Linked DNA regions of Homo sapiens: region 1 is linked to region 2. Evidence: chromatin loops called from intact Hi-C (ENCODE). Cell type or tissue: endothelial cell of umbilical vein. All regions are shown on one strand. Each heading gives the region's core, and the rest is flanking DNA. Links, peaks and the distances in the headings are about the cores only.

The links. A loop is a pair of places that touch in the nucleus more often than their neighbours do. Peaks named below come from ENCODE experiments on the same cell type or tissue, not always from the same donor. Only the 100,000 strongest peaks of a DNase experiment are listed, where the experiment ranks them.
Region 1: a loop joins it to region 2, with 5 times the contacts of the local background. A loop is called at or near these places in 2 of 110 quality-filtered maps.

The regions. Positions count from the first base shown.
Region 1 is chr1:117,023,056-117,030,900 of GRCh38, forward strand. It overlaps CD101 (CD101 molecule), which reads left to right. Exons shown (of 10, transcript NM_001256106.3): 8 at 2,454-2,849. CD101-AS1 (CD101 antisense RNA 1) reads right to left here. Exons shown (of 4, transcript NR_110786.1): 4 at 2,427-3,731. Among named protein-coding and RNA genes, the nearest start is that of CD101, 25 kb to the left of the region's middle. In endothelial cell of umbilical vein, for the core only: no CTCF peak of the experiment used is centred there; a DNase peak (open chromatin) is centred at 3,486; H3K27ac peaks cover 1,143 bases.
Region 2 is chr1:116,850,791-116,858,635 of GRCh38, forward strand. No RefSeq gene overlaps it. Among named protein-coding and RNA genes, the nearest start is that of PTGFRN, 55 kb to the right of the region's middle. In endothelial cell of umbilical vein, for the core only: no CTCF peak of the experiment used is centred there; a DNase peak (open chromatin) is centred at 3,101; H3K27ac peaks cover 1,460 bases.

The DNA.
Region 1 (7,845 bases), core at 1,342-6,341, 170 kb after region 2:
TTAGCCCTGATCTCCTGAGCTCCAAGCCTTCATACCCAACTGCCTGCTGTACATTTCTACTTGGATGCCCCCATACTCAGCATGCCCTAAATTGCACTTAGCATCTCTGCCATCTCACCATGCTCATTTGCACTTCTGCATTTCCCATCTGTGTGATTGGCATTCTGTCTCCCAGTCATCCACACCAAACTCTTGACCACATGTGCATGGCCGTCTTCAGGAGGCAGCCACTGCTTAGCTCAAGTGCTTCCCATGTAGAAATGTGGGCTCCGTGTTGTCAGATCTTTTTGCATATCTAGAGATGCCTAAAATCTTTTTTGGTGACATCTCCCAGTTTGAGAATGTCCACAACTAATTCACTTCTTCTTTTTCTTTTTTTTTAGACGGAGTCTTGCTCTGTTGCTCAGGCTGGAGTCAGTGGTATGATCTTAGCTCACTGCAACCTCCTCCTCCTGGGTTCAAGCAATTCTCCTGCCTCAGCCTCCAGAGTAGCTGGGACTACAGGTGTGTGCCACCATGCCTGGCTAATTTTTGTAATTTTAGTAGAGACAGGGTTTTACCATGTTGCTCAGGCTGGTCTTGAACTCCTGACCTCAGGTGATCCACCTGCCTTGGCCTCCCAAAGTGCTGGGATTACAGGCGTGAGCCACTGCGCCCAGCCCAGTTCTCTTAAAATACTGCAAGTGTCAAGCAGAACATACCTGTGGGCTTGGTGTGGCTGTGGACTTCCGGTTGTGCACGTCATTTAGGGAACAAGTTAACCAAGAGGCCCCAGAAAGATGCTGAGAATGACTGGTCAGAGTTGTAAGGGGGATATTTTCTCTGAGGTTGGAAGAAAAGAAGTCAATTTCAAGGAGAAATTGGACTCCAGTAACAAAAACCACATAGAGGACAGAAAAGGACTAGAGGGTCCCTTGAACTGGGAAATTGGGCCCTGGCCAAGTAAAGTGATGGGATTGGAAGCCAGATCACAATAAAGTAGGAAGTAATTTGAGACAAGGAAACAGCAACAGTATTCCATGTGCTAATATTCCACGTGCTACTCCATGAAGGAAAGGGGAGAGTAAAAATGGTAACTAAGAAAGAGTCCAAGATCAGACAGAATTATTCTCTTAAAGACAGATTAATAAATGTGTTTGAGTCAGGCACAGTGGCTCATGCCTATAATCCCAGCACTTTGGGAGGCCAAGGTGGGCGGATCACCTGAGGTCAGGAGTTCGAGACCAGCCTGGCCAACATGGTGAAACCCTGTCTCTACTAAAAATAAAAAAGTTAGCCAGGCATGGTGGCCCATGCCTGTAATCCCAACTGCTCGGGAGGCTGAGGCAGGATAATCGCTTGAACCCGGGAGGCAGAGGTTGCGGTGAGCCAAGATTGTGCCACTGCACTCTAGCCTGGGCGACAGAGCGAGACTCCGTCTCAAAAAATAAATAAAATAAAAATAAATAAATAAATAAATAAATAAATAAATGTGTTTGTAGTGGAATTGAAAATGTAATGCACACTATAATTTCTTTATTTTGTTTGTAACTACTTTGGCTGTTATTCTAAATCCTCACCTGCTGGTTAGCAAGGGGAAAAAAAGTAAATGTCAAAATCTCTTTAAAACTCAGTCTAATCCAATCATCTAAATAGCTCCCATGGATGGCCTTCTAACACTTGCATCAAAATGTTCAGTCTCTTGGATGGCGTCCTCTCTCTCTGCGTTTACACCCAAGATAATATCTGGGTGTATGGGAGGAGAGTAATTTGCTAAGAATGAGGGGTACTGGTGGAATACATGGCTTGAGGGAGCTGCTAAAAGTTGTGAATGACCACTTTGGGAAGTAGAGGAGGAGTGAATCAAGGGTAAGTAAAAGCAGCAGGCAGAGGGCCCTGCAGAAGCTGTGTAGTTTTCAATGGCAGGGTCCAGCAGGCAAGCAGTTGGGCTAAAGAAGGAAAGAGGCTGGTTTGATTCCTAGCAGAGAATGTCCTGGCAAATGTGAGAGAAAAACAGGGACCAAGGACAAGAATTAAAATGAATGTGGCTGGACGTGGTGGCTCATGCCTGTAATCCCAACACTTTGGGAGGCTGAGGTGGGCAGATCACTTGAAGCCAGGAGCTCAAGAGCAATCTGGCCAACATGGTGAAACCCCGTCTCTACTAAAAATACAAAAATCAGCTGGGCATGGTGGCACACGCCTGTAATCCCAGCCACTTGGGAGGCTGAGGCAGGAGAATTGCTTGAACCCAGGAGGCAGTGGTTGCAGTGAGCTGAGATCATGCCACTGCACTCTGGCCTGGGTGACAGAGCAAGACTCTGTCTCAAAAAATAAAAATAATAAAAAAAATAAAATGAATGCACTGATGTCTAAAGAATATAAGATCTTCCCAGTGAGAACTAGATTTTTCAGAGGTGGTATCCAAATCTGAAAGTCTGCATTCTCTAATTTACTGCCATTTTATTTTCTAGGAAGTAAGGTACGTGTCTCCAAAGTGTACTGGACCGAAAATGTGACTGAGCACAGAGAAGTGGCCATCCGCTGCAGCCTGGAGAGTGTAGGCAGCTCAGCCACTCTGTACTCTGTGATGTGGTACTGGAACAGAGAAAACTCTGGAAGTAAATTGCTGGTGCACTTGCAACATGATGGCTTGCTGGAGTATGGGGAAGAGGGGCTCAGGAGGCACCTGCACTGTTACCGTTCATCCTCTACAGACTTTGTCCTGAAGCTTCATCAGGTGGAGATGGAGGATGCAGGAATGTACTGGTGTAGGGTGGCAGAGTGGCAGCTCCATGGACACCCAAGCAAGTGGATTAATCAAGCATCCGATGAGTCACAGCGGATGGTGCTCACGGTGCTGCCTTCAGGTAACCAGGGGTTTATCTACCGCGAGCTCATGGTCAGGAGAATACATGGCTCTCCTCTTATCCTCTCCCTCTCACCTATCTTTTGCTCCTTCTGAAGACAATTTTCAGACTGAAGACAATTTTCAGGTTCCCTAAAGAAGATGACTTTGCTGTCTCTCTCAATAGTAACTCATTTGAACAAACAAGGTCCACATGAGATTTTGGCATAGACACTTAAATATCGGGAGCATCTGACAGGTCCATGTCTTTCTGCTGGGGTTCAGGGAGAAGGTGGGAGGTGAGCAATAAGCTAAGCTTACTGAGGGAAAGGGCCATTGGAGAAGTAGGGGTGTGGTCTTGGTGCCAGACACCAGGAAGCACAAAGGGAAAATCATCAATAAAGGTAACAATCCTAAGAGACCAGCTAGCTTTAGTGACACTGCTTAGGAGGGACAGAATGCTGTTGAGAACATATGGGAACATCTAAGAAGTAGGGATAGGTGCATCCCAGCGCAGCAGGGCTTCCAGAGGGGAAGTCGAAGCTATCCGATTTGTTCCTTGAGGTGGTCCATCATTGTTTTTCCCTGTTCATTCCTCAGCAGAAGTTTTCTCCTGAGTGCCAGGCCAAAATGTTTTTTCTATCAGCCTTTTTCTTCTTTCCAACAATTACAGGAAGTCCCATACTCATGAGCACATTCCGTACATGTTTTCCCAGTGGAATTAATAGGCTCTGTAGAATCGGCAGTTTTTGCAGTAGAATAAATAGATAAGAACTGTAAAAAGTATACAGTCTGTGATGAAAAGCGTATCTTCTCTGAGGCAGATGGGATCCTTCATAGCATACATATTGTTAATCTTTGTGAGATCCTTGTAAAACAGGTATACGGTTTTTAAAAGATAAACCTGGAAAGAAAACATTAAAAATTGAGTGGCCTTCGTATTCTTCAGAAAACCTTTGTCATGACAAACTGAGGGTTTTGAGGGTAATTAATGTTGAGGATTTCCAAGGAAATCCCTGTAATGTACCTTCTGGGCTCCTCCACCTGGCTGTTCCTTCCTGGTAGTCAGGGAGGCAGTGTGGGGTGATAAAAAATCCCAGGGGCTGGAATCTGACCAGCCTAGGCTCAAATCACAGCTCTACTACCAATACCAGCTATGAAATCATACGCTGGTTACTTGCTGTGAGCCTCAGCTTTCTATAAAATGAAGATCACAATATAAATATGTATAAAGTATCCAGTACAGTGCTTGGCACATTGTCAGTGCTCAGCAAATGTAATCTCCTTTTCCCCTTATGCCTCCAAACCCGCTGCACATACATATACACACAGGTACACACATACCTACATGTGTACATCTATGTGACAAAATAATGACACTTGTTTAATAAATAACTATATCAGGTTCTGAGGCCACAAAAGTGTACATGACAGAGTCTGTTCCCACCGAGCTTGGAATCCAGTGGGAGAAATCAAGTCCAACATAACAGGTGTCATCAAAGAAGTATTTCCAGTAGACTAGGGGAACAACAGAGGCAGGGCTGGGGTGAAGTGCTAGGTAGGGAGATGATCTGGGAAGGTTCCCCAGAGTCTGGGGCTCATGAAAAGGAAGAAACATATTTTAAGAACATGAAAGAGTATGCAAGATGATAATAAGATGTAAAATTTCATGTTATATTCGGGGAACTCCTGGTCATTGAGAATGGCAGGAACTGCAGTCTCTATGGTACAGTGGCAAGAGATGAGACCAGTGAGGAGGGAAAGGAACAGATGATAGATCCCAAATGTGTCTAGAGTATGAAGCTAAGAAGGAAGAACTTTATCATGACAGTGATGGAGTGTCATTGAAAAAGTTTAAGCAGGGGAGTGACATGATCAGATTTTCCTTTTAGAAAGTTCCCACATTAAAATGAATTGGAGGTCGGGCACAGTGGCTCGTGCCTGTAATCCCAGCACTTTAGGAGGCCAAGGCGGGCGGGTCACCTGACGTTGGGAGTTTGAGACCAGCCTGACCAACATGGAGAAACCCTGTGTGTACTAAAAATCCTAAAAATTAGCCGGGCATGGTGGCCCATGCCTGTAATCCCAGCTACTCGGGAGGCTGAGGCAGGAGAATCGCTTGAACCCAGGAGGGGAAGGTTGCGGTGAGCCGAGATCACGCCATTGCACTCCAGCCTGGGCAACAAGAGCAAAACTCTGTCTCAAAATAAATAAATAAATAAATAAAATAAAATAAAATAAGTGAATTGGAGGGGAGGTCCACAGTACAGTGCAGGTAGTATATGAAATTGTGGAAACCCAACTGGGGAAAGATGAAGGCCTGAGCTAAGGCGGTACCCATGACGACTAAGAAAAGAACAGGCATTAGGTATTAGGAGGTGTAATCTTCAGGATTTAGAGGCTGATTCATTGTATATAGAGGGCAAAGGAGCAGAAGGAGAGAATTAAGGATTAACATTTGGACTCTAGCTTAGATGGATAGTCGGGTCATTTACCAAGCAAGGTAATATATGAGAGGGATTTGGAGGGGAAGATTAGTTCAGTTTTGAATAAGTTGGGCTGGAACTGAGTTCAGAGTAACTGTGAGTTATTGATAAAGGTCTGTCCAATAGACATCAAGACTGCCAAATGGGATCTGCACCAGAGTTGTAGATTACAAGTCATCCATAGGTAGCCAGTAATGATGCCCAAGGGTGGAGCTCTGGGATAAATTGCCATTTCTCAGGGAGTGGAGAGCCTGTGAAGGAGACTGATAGGAGTGATGGAGAGCTGGGAAGGGAATCAGGATTTGGTGGTACCACAGACACTAAAGGCAGAGAGGGCATCAAGAGGGTGAGGAGAGTCGACAGACTCAGCTCTTGCAAAGAGGTTGATTAAGATAACAGTGGGAAAGTATCCATTGGATTTGACATTATGGGACAATTACAGAAAAGTTATCAGGGAAGTCAGACTGCAGCAAGTTGAGGGGAGAGTGGGCACATCAATGCAGATTGCTCTTTCAAGAGCTTTGATGTCAAGGGGAAGAGAGAAGACAATAAAATGGCAAAAGTTGTCAAAAAAAAGTGAAAGTATTTTAGTTTTGCTTTTTTGCTGTTTTGGTTTGAAGATGATACAGATTTGAGCACATTTATGTTTTAGAGGGGAGAAAGCCAGCAGAAAGAAAAGAAAGAAAGAGAGAGAGAGAGAAAGGAAGGAAGGAAGGAAGGTAGGTTAATAGAAGAGTAGATACAACTGACAGTCCAACATCAGAAAGAAAGAAAGAAAGAAAGAAAGAAAGAAAGAAAGAAAGAAAGAAAGAAAGAAAGAAAGAAAGAAAGAAAGAAAAGAAAGAAAAGAAAGAAAGAAAGAAAGAAAGAAAGAAAGAAAGAAAGAAAGAAAGAAAGAAAGAAAGAGTAGATACGGTTGACAGTCCAACATCTGAAAGAAAGAAAGAAGAAAGAAAGAAAGAAGGAATGAAGGAAGGAAGAAAAAGATTAATAGAAGAGTAGATACGACTGTCAGTCCAACATCTCACCATGCATGCACCATCTCCTTCCTGGAATGCTCCTCCATGCCATCTTTCCCTGGTCAACACTCTCATCCTTCATCCAGCAACTTAACTGCCACTGCCTCAGAGACTTCCCTTATTCTTTTAGCCCCCACACCTGCAGTTACCTGTTTAACATCTGTCACACTGCTAGACTATACTATAGGCAAAGATAATGAGTGTCTCATTAGTAGCACTAGCACAGTGCCTGGCACATAGGGGATGCTTAAATGTTTACTGAATCACTGTGTAATTGCACTCCTGTTGAGTACCAGGTCTATGTGTTATCAAGATCCAGTTCAAATATAATATGCTACCTATGGTCACTTAACAGATGGTTTTCCATGCTCTCTATCTGGCTATCCCAGCTTGGGCTGGTTTTAGGGCCACACAATAGGACTGTAGAGCATGTGGCTCAAGTGAAGGCAGGAAAGTTAAGAGACATTTTCTCGGAGAATGGACCTTGCCTTTTCTTCTCTATCTTATTTCCTTATCAGTGACTAAGCTATGGCAGAGACAACAGCTTCCTCAGTCTTTTTACCTTACCCTTAGACCCTAGACATTAAATGTCTTATTCTAGAGAATTGTCTGTGATTAATTGATAGGCCAGGCTATAAGGCTTCCTGGGAACTGGATTATCTGTAGTAGTGTGGTACTTGTTACTATTTCCCAGCTTTTATTTGGGTAAAGGTCTATTTAGAAATTAGATCCTTGGGCCAGATGTGATGGCTCCCATCTGTAATCCCAGCACTTTGGGAGGCTGAGGTGGGAGGATTACTTGAGCCCAGGAGTTTGAGACCCCTGTCTCTACAAAAAATTTAAAAATTAGACACATGGTTGATGCACGCCTGTAGTACTTGCTACTCAAAAGGCTGAGATGGGAGGATTGCTTGAGTTTGGAGGTCAAGGCTGCAGTAAGCCATGATCATGCCACTTTGCTCCAGTCTGGATGACAGAGCAAGACACTGTCAAAACAAACAAACAAACAAACAAACAAAGAGAGAGAGAGAGAAAGAGACAGAGAAAGAAAGAAAGAGAAAGAAAGAAAAGAAAGAAAAAAAGAGAGAGAGAAAGAGAAAGAGAGAAAGGGAAAGGGGAGAAGGGAAGATAAGGAAGTGGATTCTTGAAGGAGCTGTGTGTCTTTACCACACTGAAGTATTTGGAGATGCCAAGCTACTTACCTGTGCTTCCCAGTACCTCCAGCAAGGCCTAGCACATGGCATTCAACAAATGCTTAATGAAAGAATGAGCAGGCACGTCTTCAGTTGGGTTGAAACAGGATGCTGTCAGTGATTCACTTATTCTGGGATGCACTTGTTATCAGGTTACCTTACCCTACTTTTATTTCTTGGCAAGAGCCAACTCCCACATGGCTGCATGTTTGGGGTTGGGTAGTGGGGAAGAGTTGGCAGCCCCCTCTTTATCTCACACCTCTTTTCTTCTGAAGTCAGTGTCTCTGAGGAAATATCAAAAAGGAGTGCTCCTTTTGCTG
Region 2 (7,845 bases), core at 1,115-6,114:
AATCTATGTAAAATATGCAGCTTATGCTCATTCCTCAATAAGTGTTAGGGTTCTTACCTTCCTTCTAAAATGTCAGTCTGATAATATAAGTCCCTATGGCCTGCACAATAAAGTCTAGAGCCCAGTGGCTTCCGAGGCCCTGACCCGCCTCTCTGATTCCTGCCTCACACTAGGCTCTAGTCAACCAAATGCCTCACTTTTCTTGTCTCTGTGCCTTAGTTCCCTCTGCTTGGAATTCCTTTCCTCCACTTACTGCACTAATGAGCATCTTTAATTATTATTCTTTCATTATTACTGTACTTTAAGTTCTAGGGTACATGTGCACGATGTGCAGGTGTGTTACATATGTATGCATGTGCCATGTTGGAGTGCTGCACCCATTAACTCGTCATTTACATTAGGTGTATCTCCTAATGGTATCCCTCCCCCCTCCCCCCACCCCACTACAGGCCCCGGTGTGTGGTGTTCCCCACCCTGTGTCCAAGTGTTCTCATTGTTCAGTTCCCACCTATGAGTGAGAACATGCGGTGTTTGGTTTACTGTCCTTGTGATAGTTTGCTCAGAATGATGGTTTCTAGCTTCATCCATGTCCCTACAAAGGACATGAACTCATCCTTTTTTATGGCTGCATAGTATTCCATGGTATATATGTGCCACATTTTCTTAATCCAGTCTATCATTGGTGGACATTTGGGTTGGTTCCAAGTCTTTGCTATTGTGAATAGGAGCACCTTTAATTCTTTAAGATCTGGTTCAGATGGCACTTTCCCCAGAATGCTGGCTCTGAATTCTTCCCATCAGTTTCCCGGGCTCCTTCTCTGAGCCTCTTTACTTTTTCTTACATTATTGCATTGCAATTATTTGTTTACCTGCCTGTCTCTGCGACAAGGCTGAAAACAGGGGCTGTTCCTTATCCGTCATCATATCCTCAGTGTGTGGCACCCAGGAGGTGCTTTAAAATGTGTGTGGAATTAATGTGTTCCATGCGTTAATAAGTGCTTGCCATGCCCCACCTCCTCCAGAATTGCGGTTACAGACAAAAGGGATTAAAGTGCCGCAGCCTTGCAGGTGGTGCACTGCAGGCTCAGAGGGTGCAGTTAGCCTTCTGAACCTCAGTTTTAAACCTGCAAAGTGGGCCTCAGACACCTCCTGGGCAATTAAGGGCAAAGGAAATAACATGTAAGTAGCCAAAATGCAGTCAAGATGCAAGTGGATGTTAAGTTGCTAGCCAAAACCACGGGAAGAATGATCATTTTTAGGGAATGGACCAATGCCTGGAAAGAATGCAGGCTTTGGAGTCAGGCACATTTAAATGCACTGTGATATTCTGTTATAACAGACTAACTCTGAGGTGTCGTTGATTTGACACAACAAAGGGTGAATGTGGGAATGTCCACCACGGGAATGTGGCTCCTGCTCTAATCAGGCTTCAGGGGCCCATATTGACGCAGTCAGGGTCCCTGAAAAGCAGACTCTGAAAGGAGATTAACATGCAGGATGTTTGTTAAGGGGTACCCTTACGATTGACACCTGCGAAAAAGAGCAGAAGGAAACAGGACTGTGCAGAGGGAGGAGTTGAGCTGCAGTGCAGGCCCAGCACCAGCCTTCACGTAACCCACGGGGTCTCTGGAGCTTGAATAACCCTTTAGAGATGTCCTGAACTGGGCCAAGATGGCTCGACCCTGATACCTCTGTGTTAATCAGGGGCAAACCTTGGGTGGGGTGACTCTCGGCGGCTGAGGCAGCCCTGCAGAGATTGACAACTGAAGGCTGCCACAGACAGCATTCCCAGCCCCTGGGGCCGTGCTTCTTTTACTGAAGAGGAGACAGCTCACATGTGGAGGATCCTCATCATATAGTTGCTGCACCCTGGGGACACATGCCAAAGTATCTCAGCTTTGGTTCTTCCAGAGGCCGACTCTGAACCTGGGATATGAGCACAAGCCATTTATCTGGGAGTATGGAAGTGAGATGGGAAAGGAAAGGAAATCAATGGAGCGCACTTTAATGAACAGGTAACTGCTGGGGGCCCCTGCAAATCAGAATAGAACATGTCCCGGAGTTGTCCCTCTCAATGGGCAAAGATGGGGTGGTATTTATCCACCAAATCCTGTGTGTCATTACTCACAGCCACTCCTGGACAGACTCACCCACTGACAGTTCCCACCTACCTTTCTATCTTGAACAAAGAGTGGCAGGTGACTGCAGTAAGAAGCCATTGACGTGAACACAAACTGTGAGCACCAAGGGGATGTGAGCAGAGCACTAATGGAGTCTGTCCCAGCAGGGAGGAGGGAGGCTGCAGAGTCTCTCAGGAATGTTATGCTGCCTCAGCCTAGGGGTGACACATTCACACAAGCATGGGCAGAGCTAGCTAGCCACATGGCCCACATCACTGTAAGGTAGAAAATTCTACCTTGCCCTCAGCGAAGGAAGGGGAAACAAATATTGCTGAGTTCTGATAAGGTCGGCCACAGTACTTCTCCTGCCTACTGGCTGGGTGAGATTGAGAAGTTGCTTTATCTTTCTGAGCCTCAATTTACTAATTTTTAAAATAGGAAGAATAACATCTATCTCATAAGAGTGTGAAAAATGGAACAAACGCACGCAAAGAATCTACCACAATGCAACAGAACTGGTGATGAAACAAAGCTACCACAGTTCGTTTTACTCATTTTATTATTACCCTTTATAACACATATATGTGACCTATATTCTTTTTATGTATCAAATGTAACATTAAAATAATAAAAGGGACACTTACTTAACACTAGATGTTGAAATTCAAAGAGAGATTTCACACATAAATAAATCAGTGCTAAGAAAAAATTTTGAAATAGTCTATCATAGTTTCTAGTATGTCACAGGCACTTACTAAATGGTAACTATTATCATTATCTGGGAACTATTGAAAACCAATTTCATTAATCACAGCCAAAAATAAAATTGATTTGGAATGTGATTTACCCAGATAAATCATCAGCTCAAGGGACTGCTTGGAGAGAAGGAGAGCTGACCTATGCCTGTTGACTCACCATGTAAACACAGTCATGGTAATTTACTAGCAGCAAGACCTGTTTCCTGCTGAGCAGTTCCAGTCTGAGCTCCAGAGCTAGACGCAGAGGAAGGGGTCAAACATGTCCACATGGAACCTGTTTTTTCTTTTTCCCCACCCCCACCAACTTCTGAGTGATCAGAGGCTCCCTTGTTGCAATGTCATCAAAATGAGACGTGGAAATTCCTCACCTGCCATAAGCTAGACAGAGCTTTTGAGATGCAAACCGTATACACTCTCAGAGGAGAGGATTGAAACCAAAGAGAGAAGTCACTTTCAAAGCACCATCCCCCTACCTTCCCCCTTCCATACACATGCTAAGCACACAGAGCTTTTGCAATCTGCTACGAAAACAGAATTTTAAAATAAACCCCAGTCTACTCTCTCAAATCAGAATTTAGAAGAAAATGGATTTCTGTAAGGTGAATTTGCTCTCCCAAAGTAGTTCCATTCACACACATGTACATACACACACACACACACACACACACATAAAATGCAGCACTCATTAATAGGCCAAATATGGAACAAGCAATTTTATCCTCAGCAAAAGAGAGACATTCAATAATTATGAGGACAGGCTTGAGGCTGCGTAAAAATAAAACTTACAGAAGCCAGCAGATGGCACTTAATCATAATTTTTCCTATGATTTCTATTAATTGTCAAATATTTTTCATTCTGCCTTCCCAATAAAACAAATGATATGCTAATGTGGCACAGTAAGTAACATTTTCCCTTTGAGATATTGAATAGGCTTGTTACATAAAATTCCCCCACCTACATAACTAGCCCAAGACCCACATTTCTCGTGCATAGATTTATCATATCACACTATGCATATGCATGTCCGTATATCTGTGCGCTTCCAAGCACGCAGCACATTTGATAAATGCAAAAAGTAAAAGCTAACACCTTCATTTATTTCCAAAAGCAAGCCCAAATCAAGGATCTGTTGTTCCTGAAACAGCCACATAAAATCATTTAAACCACGTTGTCCACCAGAAACAGAAATGCAGAAATACCTCAGGGAGGCCACTTTGGCAGTTTTCTTCAGGGCTCCTATTACAAGCATTAACAAGGTGAATGACCCCTTCCAGGCTGCTCTGTCTCACCTGCCAATTCCTCTACTTTCTTCCCCCACACTCCTTCCTTCTCCCCACGCTTCCACAATGCTGCACCCTTTTTCTGCTTTTTTATTTCCTTTCTATATTCTACTTCTGTTTTCTTTAATCTCTTCTCCCTCTTGAGCACTGGACTTGGTTTCCTGAATCTTGCAGGGACAGATGCTGTACCAGTCAGAGTTCTTGGTTTCTGACACCAGAAATCGACTCTGTTAAGCAGAAAATATTTATTGCAGAGCAATCAAGTAGTTCACAGAATCCACAGGAAGCCTGGAGAATCTGGCTCAGTAAACAGGCAAAAACCAAGGGTGTTGGCACCAGAAAAGACAGCCAAGGTCACACCACTGAAAACCACATGTCTGGGACAGTGCCACCAGCACCACGGTCACCAGCCACTAACAGCTACCACTGCGCCCAGGCTCTCCTGAATAATGGTTCACTGGCTCTGAGGGCTTGTTTCATTTCCTCCAGATTCCCTATCCAGGCTGGGAAGCCCACGGCCAAGGCTGGGAGGGCTGGCCTCATGAGTTGCTCTCCAAGAGCAGAGCTGTTGTTCTGGCTCAGACCAAAGCAGGGCGGGGGCACAAGCTTCAGTGCCTAGAAGATCTAGCATGAATGCAGGAGAAAGTGGATCTCGAGAAATACTGGCAATGAGAGAGCACCAGGTGTCACAGACACTACTCATTTTAAACCTGCCCTTTCCTGGTGCACAGATAGGGAAGTCTGTGCTCCCAAACTAAGTGGAATAATTTTGGGGAAAGGAAAGATATTGAGTGGGATGCAGGTCAGTTATGCCAGTTTTGGAAAGACAAACAATAAAGCAAAATCCGGCTGATGCTGTAGCCCTGTGCAGTCCACTCAGTTATTCCATACATACTTCGTTCTAGACAAAGCAAGGAGCTACCATTGCTAATGTGAACACTTCATTTTCAGGTTCTATTTAGCCAATTTAAATTCCAGCTCCTAAGCACTATTCCTTTGACTTCCCACATCTTAACCCTTAATGGGTGAAGGCTAGCCTCTTTCTAGGGATGAAATTTGTAACATGATTCCAAGCTCAGCGCAGGGGCCTCCCTCTCTCCTCCTGCCAGCTGGTCCCAATTATGAGCTGGTTTGGGTAATTTGAGAGTGTGGAGGGTGCCTGTGCAGTAGGAGGAGTATTTTCTAAGCACTCAGCTTCCCAAGCCCAACTAGAACTAATAGATGCTTTAATATTCTGAATTCTGAGGGGATTTGTAATGGTTTTCCAAAAAAGGAAATAAAATGTGTAAATAAAATCACTTGGTGGCATGCCTGGTAACCACTGCAAGTGCAGAGTGAAAAATCAAGTCTGTAGCATTCCAGCAAAGCTCCAACTTTGCCTACATTTCTTGGGCAGCTACCTCAGTTTTCCTGTGTTTTAACAGAGGGGGCCTGTGTGGCTGCAAGTTTTCTTGTGAGAGATGACACCAGACTTTGTGAGAGATGACAAAGACTTTTGGGGATCTCCAGCCCAGATTTTAAAGGGCTGAGGATATATCTGAGCTCAATTTTGTTATTTTCAACTTAATGTTTCTTGAGCATCTATTATATCCGACACATAGCACATTCTGGGAATTCAAAGCTGAAAAAAGCTCAGAATCTACTAAGATGGTTCTCTTTCAACAAGCAGCATTCCAAGGGTAGAAGAGTTAGCCCTTGGCTGGGAGGAGCATTTTGTCACTTACATTGTTCGGAATTGCCACGGCTCATGTGATTATACAAACCAGATGGCATTTAGTTGGTTTTATTATTATTATTATTTTATTTATTTATTTTGAGACAGAGTCTCGCTCTGTCGCCCACGCTGAAGTACAATGGCGCGATCGCGGCTCACTGCAACCTCCACCTCCCAGGTTCAAGCAATTCTCCCGCCTCGGCCTCCTCAGTAGCTGGGATTACAGGCACCCCCCATCATGCCCGGATAATTTTTTTTTTTTTTTTTTTTTTTGTAGAGACAGGGTTTCACCATGTTGGGCAGGCTGGTCTTAAACTCCTGACCTCAGGGGATCTGCCCACCTTGGCCTCCCAAAGTGCTGGGATTACAGGCATGAGCCACCACACCTGGCCAGTTTTATTATTATTTTAAAACCCTGTACAGACTAATGCACTCCTTATTATCTGAACCTGGTCTGACTTCTCCCACTGTCTCCACTGCTTCCAATCATTCCTCCCAGTTTACATCATCATAGGCAATCTAAGTATGTGCAGGAGAAAAAGAAAACTACATTTGAAGACATAAATGTCACCAGAAGACGAGTGCCCATAGCTGCCTGGGCATGTGTTCCATTAGCTGATTAATGCCAATTATAGTTACTTAGACATTGTCCTTTTGGGTCTTATCTGAGACATTCTCCCGATGCACACAGGCTAGTCCTGTTAGGAGCAGATTTATATTCCAGGGACAGCACAGTCTCCTGGTGACGCTAGCAGGTCCTTAAGTCATATTATCAGCATTTGTAAGCCAGCTCCTTTTTCTTACTAAGTTATTATTTAATGTCTTTGGGCCTAAGTGTTCTCATAGGTAGAGTGTGGATAAGAGTATCTTTCCTGGAAGAAATATTGTAAGGATTAAATTAGAGAATACATGTAAAACCATGTGGCACGTGGAAAGCACTCAAATATTTGCTTTTATTTTATTTTATTTTGTAGCAACATAGTCTCACTATGCTGCCAGGCTAGTCTTGAACTCCTAGCCTCGAGCAATCTTTCTGCCTCAGCCTCCCAATATATGTGAACCACCAATCTCAGACAGCTGTTATTTTTTACTTGATTTTATTCAGTTATTTTTAATAGAGACGAGGTCTCCTTAATGTTGCCCAGGCTGGTCTTGAACCCCTGGGCTCAAACAATCCTCCCACCTCAGCCTCCCAAGTACCTGGGGACTACAGGCATGTGCCACCATGCCTGGCTAATTTTTTATTTTATTGTAGAGATGGGATCTCACTATGTTGTCCAGGCTGGTCTGTAGCTGCTGGCCTCAAGTAATTCTCCCTCTTCAGCCTCCCAGAGTGCTGGGATTATGGGTATGATCCACTGGGCCTAGCCAATGTTAGCTGTTATATCATTATTGTGTTAGAAGATATTATAGTATCATGCTTAATTCCAGGAACAGCTTGGAAACCGTTTATAAAATTGTGTTCAAGCTCATGAATTAGAAACATCACAAGCAGTAAAGAAGGAGACAGAGTGTGAGAGATGGACAGAGTTGTGCACCCAGGCCAGCCATATCGATGCAGGTACAATTCTGAGGGACATCTGCCTGAGCATTCCCGCCACACTGATCTGGAAATGCCAAGAGATGGAGTGGGCGCGCCTGGGCCCTGCCCTCACCCATACTGACCCACATCCACCATCATCCATTGATGTTTCTTGCCTGAATTAATTCTTACACTGATGACCGTCAAATAGTGATTTTCTCACCATTTATTTATTTATTTATTCATTCATTCTGTTTATTATTATTTGACACAGGATCTTGTTCTGTCACCCAGACTGGAGTGCGGTGGCACAATCACAGCTCACTGCAGCCTCAACCTCCTAGGCTAAAAAGATTATTCTGTATTTAATAGTTGGCTTTTTACGGTAAGAAATAATTTTCTTCATTTTCATTTGTTCATTTGTATATCTGTATCTGTGTGAACACAGAA